2 separate regions of the Homo sapiens genome follow, and region 2 is linked to region 1. Evidence: read pairs that join two places in POLR2A ChIA-PET (ENCODE). Cell type or tissue: Caco-2. All regions are shown on one strand.

Region 1 (5,000 bases):
CAGGTGGCTTTTTTGGGGTTATTTATTGACTGCATGCAGGTCTGAAGAGTCTGCTCTTGGGCACTGTTCAGGCAGAGACAGAAGGCTGGATCAGAACATCCCACACTTTTTCTTCCAGCAACAGAGCTCCGGCCTCACCTGCTCTCCCAAGCTCCAGGAAAGGCAATACCTGTGCCTCCCAACACAATTCCCACTCTCCCGATACACCTTGACATTGATCTTATTTCATCTCTGAGGATCACATTTCCAGATGACAGGTGCACACAGACATGCATCCTAGGGTAGCAAACAGCATGTTCTCTCTCTCTCTCTCTCACACGCGCACGCACACACACACACACACACACACATGCTGTCTCTCTCTTTCTCTCTCTCCCTCCCTCTCTTTCTCCCTCCCTCTCTCTCTCTCTCTTCTTTCAAAGGGATGACCTCCTGCATGTTGACATCCAGCCAAATTTAAAAATCACGGAAAAAAAAGAAATACCCAAAGCGAATCCGAGAAAAGCACCCATCCAGGCTACAACAGGGGCAGGAGGGCCACAAGATTCACTACGGACTGACGAGTTCAGGCCTTGGGAACTCATGTGCCAGGACCAAGATGAACGTCTCAGTACTGCTCATGCCCACTCCACCACAGAGGGAACCCCTGTTCTCTCAGCCCCACTGCCCCCACCCTCGGCGGATGCCAGCTAATGGAAGTTCCCAAATTTAATCAACCCATGCGTATAGCTGGGTTGGTTTGGGAGAAGGAAGTGAGCTGAACCCTTCAAACATTTTGAACAATGCAGATGTCCAGTGATCTCGTGGACACCAGGCATTTGGCATTTCCTAAGCCTCTTTAAACCTTCCTCCTTTGACCAAATGGCCTTCAGAAAAAAATAATTTCTGCCATCTTCTTTCTGAGTAACTTTGCAACCACCCTTCATCCCATCCCACTCCCCCAAAAAACTGTTTCAAACTCCCCCTCAAGTTCTGCCGGAGAGAATGTCACAAGAAGCCAAAGATAACTCCTCCTCCCCGACCCCTTTCCTCTTTCCTCACAGTCCCACTGAGATTCAGGAGTATTCTCCCACACCACCTATGTGTGCTGATTGAGGCATATTTTTTTTTCCCTTTTGTACGTTTTAGGCCTGCAACAGCTCACTGCATCAAAACGATTGGATTGGAAATGGGTAGTTCCATAGGAATTTTTTTTTTCATGCATCTTGCCTCCTGACATGTATATCACTGATTTAAAACAAAAAATCTAAGGAGCAAAAGGAGGGAGGGGAAGAAGGCCAAGAGAAGAAGAGGTCTACACTGACAGGCGGCCCCATTCTGTGAGCAAAAACCACCTTTTGACCACCTGCAGAATGCGCAAGGTCACGTGGGTTCTCTGCAGCTCCTTAATGTATTACCCGGCACACAAGCCCCCGTGGCATATAAACAAATCCACAAGCGGAAAAAAGAGAGAACTCCCTCCTCAGCGAGGAAGCGAATGACAACGGTAACAGCCGCAACAATAATAATAAATAAAGAATAACAATTACTACTACTACTACCACCACCCAGCCAAGCGCAGACGACAGCAGCACAGTAAAAGGATATCCAATGCAGGCTTTGCAAGGAGAGAAATCACAGAAAAGCAAACCGTGCCCACCTTGCTTGCCCACACCACCACCCCCAGCCCCCAATAAACAGAATCAGAGGGAAAGGGGACCGTGGGGAGAAAGGAGGGGGAAAGAAGGATTGCTTTTTTTTTTTTTTTTTTTTTTTTTTTTCCCGTAGGCAACACCTACCTCCAGGGTCCGGATTTCTTTTTGTGTGAGGTCGTTGGAGGTAGCACATTTGGTCCTAAGCCCTTCCAGGTTGGAGATGCTCAAGTCTATCATGTTTTGGACCAGTTCGCACTGCTGTAAGGCTTTTTGCAAACTCAGAGGCTGCTGCTCCTCGCTTTTCGTCATGTTTTCCTCATCCATCGCTTGCTCTGCAACCCCCTTCCCCTCCTCCTCCTCCCAGAGAGAAAAAAGAGGGGGGGGAGTAGAGGTAGTCTACCCTCCGCCTCTCCAACCACTGCGACTTCTCAACAATGTCTCATGAAGAAGAAATCCAACATCTCACACAGGGTTGAGGGGGTGGGAGTGGGAGGAGGGGACAAGAGCCAAAATTTATTATTTTATTTTGGGATATCAAGCGGACTCCATTAGAATGTCTCCTCTCTCTCTGAGTCTCTGGTCCCTGAAAAGGAGAGATGCTGTTTCTCAGAAGCAAACCAGGTGATGTGATGCTGTCTGTACACTTAGGGAGGAGGAGGAGGAGGAAAAAGAAGAGGAGAAGGAGGAGAGAGAGGAGGAGGGAGAGGAGGAGGAGGGAGAGGAGGAGGAGGAGAAGGAAAATAGCGCTCACTCTTTACACACCGGCTCCTTGAAGGACAAAATTATATATTTTTGGCTGGCTTGCTTTTATGTCAAAAAAAATCTGGTTTTCCCCCCTCCCAGTTGCAGGGACACGGCATGGTCCACGGTTTGGAGTGCTTTAGCGCGTTCTCAAGGTGCTGTCTGCATTGCTCCCGCGGCTGCGGCGGCTACTGCGGCTGGCTGCTGTCTCCTCCCCGCGCTGCTGCTGCTGCTGCTGCTGCCGCCGCCGGGCTCCGGGGGTGACGGTTGCTGCAATCGCTCCTGCCTCGCTCCACACCGACATCTTGCCTGTCAATCAAAGGGCGGGGGGGAGCGAGGGAGCGCCGGAGAGGGATGGAGACCAAGCGAGGGACCTGCAGGGGAGCGGGTTGGTGGAGAGGCGCCGTGCGCGCAGCCGCCCCAGCCGGGCCCCGGCCCCGGCGCGCCAGGGACCCGTCGGAGGAGGCGGAGGAGGAGCGCGCAGACTCGCGCACCTGGCCGGGGGGCGGGATTTCTAGGGGCTGCGGAGCTCGCGTGGCAAAGTGAAATTACTACCGGGAGTGCGTGCGAGCGAGCAAGCGAGCGATCGGCGGGCGGGGGCGCGGAGACAGCGCGCGCATCGGGCCCAGCCTGCTCCCGGGGGCGGCGGGGGAGGCCGGGAGTGTGCCCGAGCCTGGAGGCTGGGCGAGGGGGCGGGGAGAGGGATTTGGTGGCGGGGAGCGGGTGGGGGCCACTACTCCTGCACCGCTCTCGCGAGACCGGGCCGGAGTGCTGCTCAGCAGGTGCGCTCCGGCTGGGAGCAGGTGTGCGCCCAACTTTAAAACCCTCGGTGCGCGCCGGAGAGGCGTCGGCGTGAACCTGGGCACATCCCGTCTGTCTTTAGCTCGGGGGTGGTGTGTGTGTGTGTGTGTGTTTGCCTTTTTTGTTCGTTTGTCCTTTGGGTGTGTGTTTGTGTGTGTGTGCCTTTTTTGTTCGTTTGTCCTTTCTTGTTACTGGGGAAAAAATAAAGCGAACCTGATGATCTTCCGTGAATTTCAGGAAGCTGCCTCCTAGACTTGGTAGCCTGGCCCGCCCTGATGGCTTTCCATTTGGCGAGGAAAAGGGCCTTTGCCTTATTCTGAGTATTCCCATGTCCTACAAGTGTCTGTGTGGCCTGACCCCAGCATACCTAACTGACGTTATATCAGCAAACGATGGCTCCACAGTTAAGATGGTTTTTACCTTTTGAAATTTTTGGAAGCCTGGTGAGGTGGCTCATGCCTGTAATCCCCAGAACTTTGGGAGGCAGTCAGGAGGCTCGCTTGAGGCCAGGAGTTTGGGACCAACCTGGGCAACAACATAGCAAGACCCTGTCGCTACTAAAAATTCAAAAATTAAAAATGTAAATAAAATGGTTGGAAAAAAATGAAAATAACATTTTGTGACACGTGAAAGTTATGTGAAATTCACATCTCAGTGTCCACAAGTAAAGTTTTATTGGAGTACCACCACCCATCTGTTTATTGTCTGTGGTTACTCCTGCGTTGTAAAGCAGAGTTGAGTAGCTGCAGCTGAGACCGGTGGTTCACAACACCTGAAAGATTTACTGTCTGGCACTTTACAGAAAAGTTTGCTGACTCTTGATTAAATCTTTGTACTCTATGTCCACAGTGCTCAGAACATGCTTCACCCTAATCCTCTCCTGGTGGGTTTCTTCTTGTCACTGTTAACTCAAATATCATCTCAGAGAGGCCTCATCTCCCTAACCACCTTATCTAATAGTATTCCCAACACACATTGCCCAACAGATGTATTTAGAATGATTAGCAAAAGGCACCTCTTTCTTTAGGTGAACAGAGCCCTGTGCTGAGGACTGAGTAAGACGTGATACTCAGAACACATGGTATAATATGTCACTCTTAAATGAAGCCACTTGAAAAGCAGAGCGAACAGGAGCCAGTGGTGGCCACGTTGAATGACAACCTTTATTTTTAAGTTCTGGGGTAAATGTGCAGGATGTGCAGGTTTGTTACATAGGTAAACGTGTGCCATGATGGTTTGCTGCACCTATCAACCCATCACCTAGGTATTAAGCCCAGCATGCATTAGCTATTTTTCCTGATGCTCTCCCTCAACACACTTTTTTTTTTTTTTAAGACTGCCAGCTGACCCGGTGTGGTGGCTCCCACCTGTAATCCCAGCAATTTGGGAGGCTGAAGCGGGTGAATAGCCTGAGCTCAGGAGTTTGAGACTGCCTGGCCAACATGGTGAAACCCTGTCCCTACTAAAAATACAAATAATTAGCCTGGCATGGTGGCAGGCGCCTGTAATTCCAGCTACTCCCAGGCAGGAAAATCGCTTGAACCCAGGAGGCGGAGGTTGCAGTGAGCTGAGATTGTGCCATTGCACTCCAGCCTGAGCAACAAGAGCAAAACTCTGTCTCAAAAAAAAAAAAAAAAAAAAAACACAAAGAAAGAAAAACAATACTGTAAGCCATGGGATTTATAGCTATACAGAACTGAGTCAGTATTTTCAACATCTGTCAATGAGCAGGTGAAGTAAGTTCTCTATGTTCTCAATCTTTTGGACGATGAAGTTTATGAAATCCGATTCTCTGGTAAAATTATCTCTTTTCATCTATTTTCT
Region 2 (5,000 bases), 67 kb after region 1:
AAAATGAAACAGAGAGCCAAAAGCTTTTAACTGTTGTTTTTTTCTTTTCTTCAATGAAAGCCTCTCATTTTGAAAAGACATGTTTTTCTTCAAGCAACAAAGGTGGTAGAGGAAATTCCTCAACTTTCTCAACGAGTCATGTAACGTTACACTGGCCTCCATAAAGCACCGATTAAGAAAGCTAAAGAATAAGATGTTGTATTTCTTTTAAAATAATTTAAAATATATTAAATTTTCCTAAGGCAGGTTTTGTTTGAATGAGGTGTCTTGATTAGATAACTACATGCCACTGAAGGAGAACAGTACTTTTAAGGAGCTATTTTTGTTTCGCAGTAGAGTTGAAACCAGCTGATTAATCCAATGAAGTTAAACAGCAGAGACAGATCTCGTACATAAGAGTATCAGCTAAAGTCATGACTACACCAATTCTTTACACAATTAAGACATCTTTGCAACTGTTCAATTTAAGTACTATGGTTTTTAGATAATCGAGAAAAACACAGTTGTACCTTAACATCTGTTGAGAAAATACAAATAAATATGATGCTAATAAATGGCCACTGATAACTCAGTAGCCATCTGAATAGTCATGCGGTTTAAGAATACATCCTTGTATAATCTGACATACAAATTTGTCATTTCCTGCACATGCACACCATTGTTAAAAAAAAAAAAAAAAAGCCAGTAATAGTGTCTGGATCGGTCAGGAGCACGGCCTCTGAGTCCCCTGTAATTTAGTTAAGCTAAATTAATACCTCATACCAAATGGCTCCAGGAAAACTGTCCTGCAGGTCAGAAGGGAGCCCAAGAAGAAAAGCACTTGGCCAACATCGAAGCAACTCTGACCACAGCAGGAGAGAACTTGAACCAATGCTACCACTGCATCAGAAACACAAGGATAGGTACTAGGCAGAAGCCATCGTTCCCAGCGGAGGGAGTGTGAGCTGCTCTGCCACTAGAGAGGCTCTGGAGGCCTACTTAGTTGCATAATCAAAACAACATCAGTAACTGCACTTTGAATCAAAACAAGCAGAAAGAGTTCAACACTTGCTGTTCATAACTGGACTGAAAATTTAACGTAAGGCTCTGTTGCCGTGCAAGTGGAATCTCTTCCTCTAAGACTGACTTTCACATGCCAGGGAGAGAAAGATCCATGACTAGTACACTGGAATCTGGTTTTGCTACATTCTATTCACAATCCCAAAGAAATGCTATTTCAATGCAAGACCAGATGTTTGGCCCATTATTCCAGCAACTCCCTTTGACAGGACGATTTACCCTGCTACAAAGAAGCACAAGATGTGGTGTTGCTTAAAAAGTCCTGTATGTGAGGAACTCTTTCATTTTCTTGGGGATTGGCAGTGCTAGGACTTGGTAAGTTGTTAGGAAACTTCGAAGGGCTTTCCGGCATAAGTGCTTCAGTGAGGACAGGACCCTAGGAGCTGTCCAGAACTGGACGTGGCCATCTCTTGTCCTAAAATGAAACAGAAACCGATGCTAAGACAGAGCTTGGATGTTCATGTTTTCATGAGGATGAATACTCATGTTTCTGTTTTGACTGCAAAGAGCAGGAGACTTCGGAGAGTGAAATGTAACCCTGACTGTGGAAATGGATGTAAAATTGTGGTGCTGAATAATTAAAGCTGCTGATAGGATTAGAAAAACTCAAGACACCTGTGATACCAAAGCGCTCTCTCTGTCTCTCTCTCGGCACAGCCCTTTCTAAATCTGACCACAGTTAGTTCAAAAGTATAAGGGGGAAGAGTGCCACCTACTGAATTATAGATGTTACCTGTAAAGTGGTCTTTTAGCCCTAAATGGTTTCCCATATATTATGCATCATCTCAATTTTATTCTCCCTTGTGAACTTGGCCCATTAGGTGGCATGACTTACAGATCTTTAATTACATTTAGGTTAAATATTCAGAGAAAATGGGACACCGTTATTAGCAAAATCGATCATTTGAGTTTTATATAATCTTGAATTGCCTTAAAGCTTTCCTCATAGGCAAGAAAATTCTAGATGGTTTCTTTCCTTAAAAAGCTCCATGGTATACTCAGCAGAAAGCACCACCCATCTGTTCAGCTAACAAATACATACCCTGTGGCAATGACTCCACCATGTGGAAAAAATGTGCAGCAAAGCCCATTGGTCATAGGAGCAAATGCAATGGGAGTTTTCAGTTCCAGGGCCCAGATCCTGAGGAGTCTGGATGGGGAGAGAGAACATCTGGATATTAGCTGACCCAGGGCCAGACCAAGAGGGCCTTGCTGCCATTACTTGCAAGCACTTGTTCTGAGGCCATGTAAAGAGAGTTCTCTTCGTTACCTGTCATCTGCCACCGTGGCAAGGTACAAGCCTTCTGGAGAGAAGCACACAGATCTCAGTGAGCTAATGTGGACGTCACTGTCATCCATGGCGGGGTCAACCTGGGTGTGGCTGGGAAGGAAAGAAACAGGATGGCAGGCCTGGAGTGATGGCTGCTCTCCACCCTCCATCATCACCCTAGGCAGGAAGCCAAACTGCCCTGGCTACAAAAGGGCTCAAGATGCATTGTGTGCCCCTCGTGGAAAAGCTTGGGATTTGCACACTGGGAAAAAAAAGGGTATCTCAGAAGGCTCCAGGTGTCCTGTGGATGAAGGGTTACTAACACTTCCTTGTGCTAATTTGCTTATGCAAAGTAGGTCAGCCCTCACTTTAATGCCACAGTAGAAACTGCAAGTCTTTTTTAGGCTAAGATACATGATAATTATAGGACTGCCTATTATTTGCTTCATAAAACAACAGACACAAAAGGAAAAAGGAGACCAAGTTTGTGAGAACATGAAACTCATTTTGGAAAGCACAGTTTCGATAAGAGGCTCTTTCTGAACTTGTTACTACAGTTATTAGTAAATGGAAATAAAGAGTCATATTGAGGCTTCATAATGCTGATTCCGAAGAAGTACACACAGCCACCTGAATCAGGAGACTGGAAGACACTCAAAGCTACTTGAGAGGGCTTAATTGACAAGGCATCACTAAGAAGCAATGAACCAGGCCAGGCGCAGTGGCTCATGCCTATAATAGCAGTTTGGGAGACTGAGGCGGTGGATCACCTGAGGTCAGGAGTTTGAGACTAGCCTGGCCAACATGGTGAAACCCCATCTCTAATAAAAATACAAAAATTAGCCAGGCCTGGTGGCGCACGCTTGTAGTCCTAGCTACTCGGGAGGCTCAGGCAGCAGAATCGCTTGAACCCGGGAGGTGGAGGTTGCAGTGATCCAAGATTGCGCCACTGCACTCCAGCCTGGGTGACAGAGCGAGACTCCGTCTCAAAAGAGACCCACTGTGCCTTTTTATCCAGCTTGTCCCCTCCCATGTCCCAGATTCTAAAAGAGACATGTCTAATCCCAGGCAGGTTCCTCATCAGTCCCCCCACAAAAAAGTCATAGCAGGGATTCAGTCCTTACTGGAGTGACCTCAGCCTTTCGCCGGTGTAGGGGTCCCACATAATCACATTGGTATCGTAAGAAGCCGTGACAAGCAGGGCAGAGTCGGGGGAGAAGTCACAAGAGACAACACTGCTTTGATGGCCCTCTAGCTTCCGAATTAACGTGTAGGACCTCATGCTCCATAGAAAGACCTGTGGAAAGTAAGAAGTGCCTGGTTAGGGCAGAAGCAAAGTGCTTAGGACTCAAACGGAGGGAGGGAAAGGTACCACCACCAAATCTGCAGGCCCTGCAGCCAGGGCTGATTCTCTATCCCTTTTCTACAGCTCTTCCAGAACGTGTGGTGTAGGTTTAAATAAGGCAACTGGTCTGGATTCTTGAGGATTTAAAACAATGGGCATGCTCAAGGAGCTCACTATAAGAGAGAATAAACCAGATCAGCCTTAGGAAGACCCCTGCTGAAACGCATGTGCAGAGACTTCTGAGTCTGCTTCTGAGTCCTGTTTGCCAATAGGGTAGTCGTATGTGCTGATGAAGACCTGAGCCAAGTGCTATCTTATTCCACTTAAAAATAAATGTCAGCGGCCAGGCACGATGGCTCATGCCTGTAATCTCAGCACTTTGGGTGGCTGAGGTGGGTGGATCACATGAGGCCAGGAGTTCAAGACCAGCTTGGTCAACATGGCAAAACCCCATCTCTACTGAAAATACAAAAATTAGCCAGGCATGGTGGTGCACGCCTGTAAGCCCAGCTATTTGGGAGGTTGAGGCAGAAGAATCACTTGAGCCTGGTAGGTGGAGGTTGCAGTGACCTGAGATCACGTCACTGCACTCCAGCTTGGGCGAAAGAGTAAGACTGTCTCAAATTTTTTTTAAAGGGTCAGAAGTGAAATCTGCGGCCACCCCACAAAGTAGTGGCAGGCTGCCAAGGCATTTTACACCCCCCACCTTGTGTATGGAACCATGGAAATCTGTCCCAAGACTGGGCCTCTGACCTAGCTCATCACTTTAAACCTTTGTGAGAAGCATTAAGAGGATTTTATTTTTATTCCTTTAAGAAAACCCTCAGGCCAGGCGCGGTGGCTCACGCCTGCAATCCCAGCACTTTGGGAGGCCCAGGCGGGCGGATCACCTGAGGTCAGGAGTTCAAGACCAGCCTGGCTAATATGGTGAAACCTCATTTCTACTAAAAATACAAAAAATTAGCCAGGCGTGGTGTAGCACGCCTATAATCCCAGCTACTCGGGAGGCTGAGGCAGGAGAATCGCTTGAACCCGGGAAGCGGAGGTTGCAGTAAGCCGAGATTGCGTCATTGCACTCCAGCTTGGGCAACAACAGCGAAACTCTGTCTAAAAAAAAAAAAAAAGAAAAGAAAAGAAAAGAAAACCCTCCAAACCACAAAAATAAATGATGAACCACCTGGGCTGTACCAAATGGTGAACTCTCAACCTTCCCTTCAGTCACAGCAAGTGACTCAACGCAACACAAAATTCAAACAGAACTGTTCTCAAATTGTTCTTGGATTTCTAATACCTGTTTGTTTTTTCAATTAACAGGATTTCAGGACA

What was found. Peaks named below come from ENCODE experiments on the same cell type or tissue, not always from the same donor. Only the 100,000 strongest peaks of a DNase experiment are listed, where the experiment ranks them.
Region 2: POLR2A ChIA-PET joins it to region 1 with 6 read pairs; 3 of 35 experiments call an interaction of 5 or more read pairs at or near these places.

The regions. Positions count from the first base shown.
Region 1 is chr12:117,966,298-117,971,297 of GRCh38, forward strand. KSR2 (kinase suppressor of ras 2) reads right to left here and starts at 2,693. Exons shown (of 20, transcript NM_173598.6): 1 at 1,779-2,693. The coding sequence starts at 1,958. RefSeq lists silencers at 2,706-2,975, 2,986-3,095. In Caco-2, no CTCF peak of the experiment used is centred here; DNase peaks (open chromatin) are centred at 2,894 and 3,084; H3K4me3 peaks cover 1,700 bases; H3K27me3 peaks cover 124 bases.
Region 2 is chr12:118,032,885-118,037,884 of GRCh38, forward strand. It overlaps WSB2 (WD repeat and SOCS box containing 2), which reads right to left. Exons shown (of 9, transcript NM_018639.5): 6 at 3,454-3,626; 7 at 2,330-2,440; 8 at 2,102-2,209; 9 at 1-1,474. The coding sequence ends at 1,312. It also overlaps a transcript of RFC5 not described here. Among named protein-coding and RNA genes, the nearest start is that of RFC5, 19 kb to the left of the region's middle. RefSeq lists enhancers at 2,729-2,788, 2,799-2,848. In Caco-2, a CTCF peak has its summit at 2,125; a DNase peak (open chromatin) is centred at 2,147.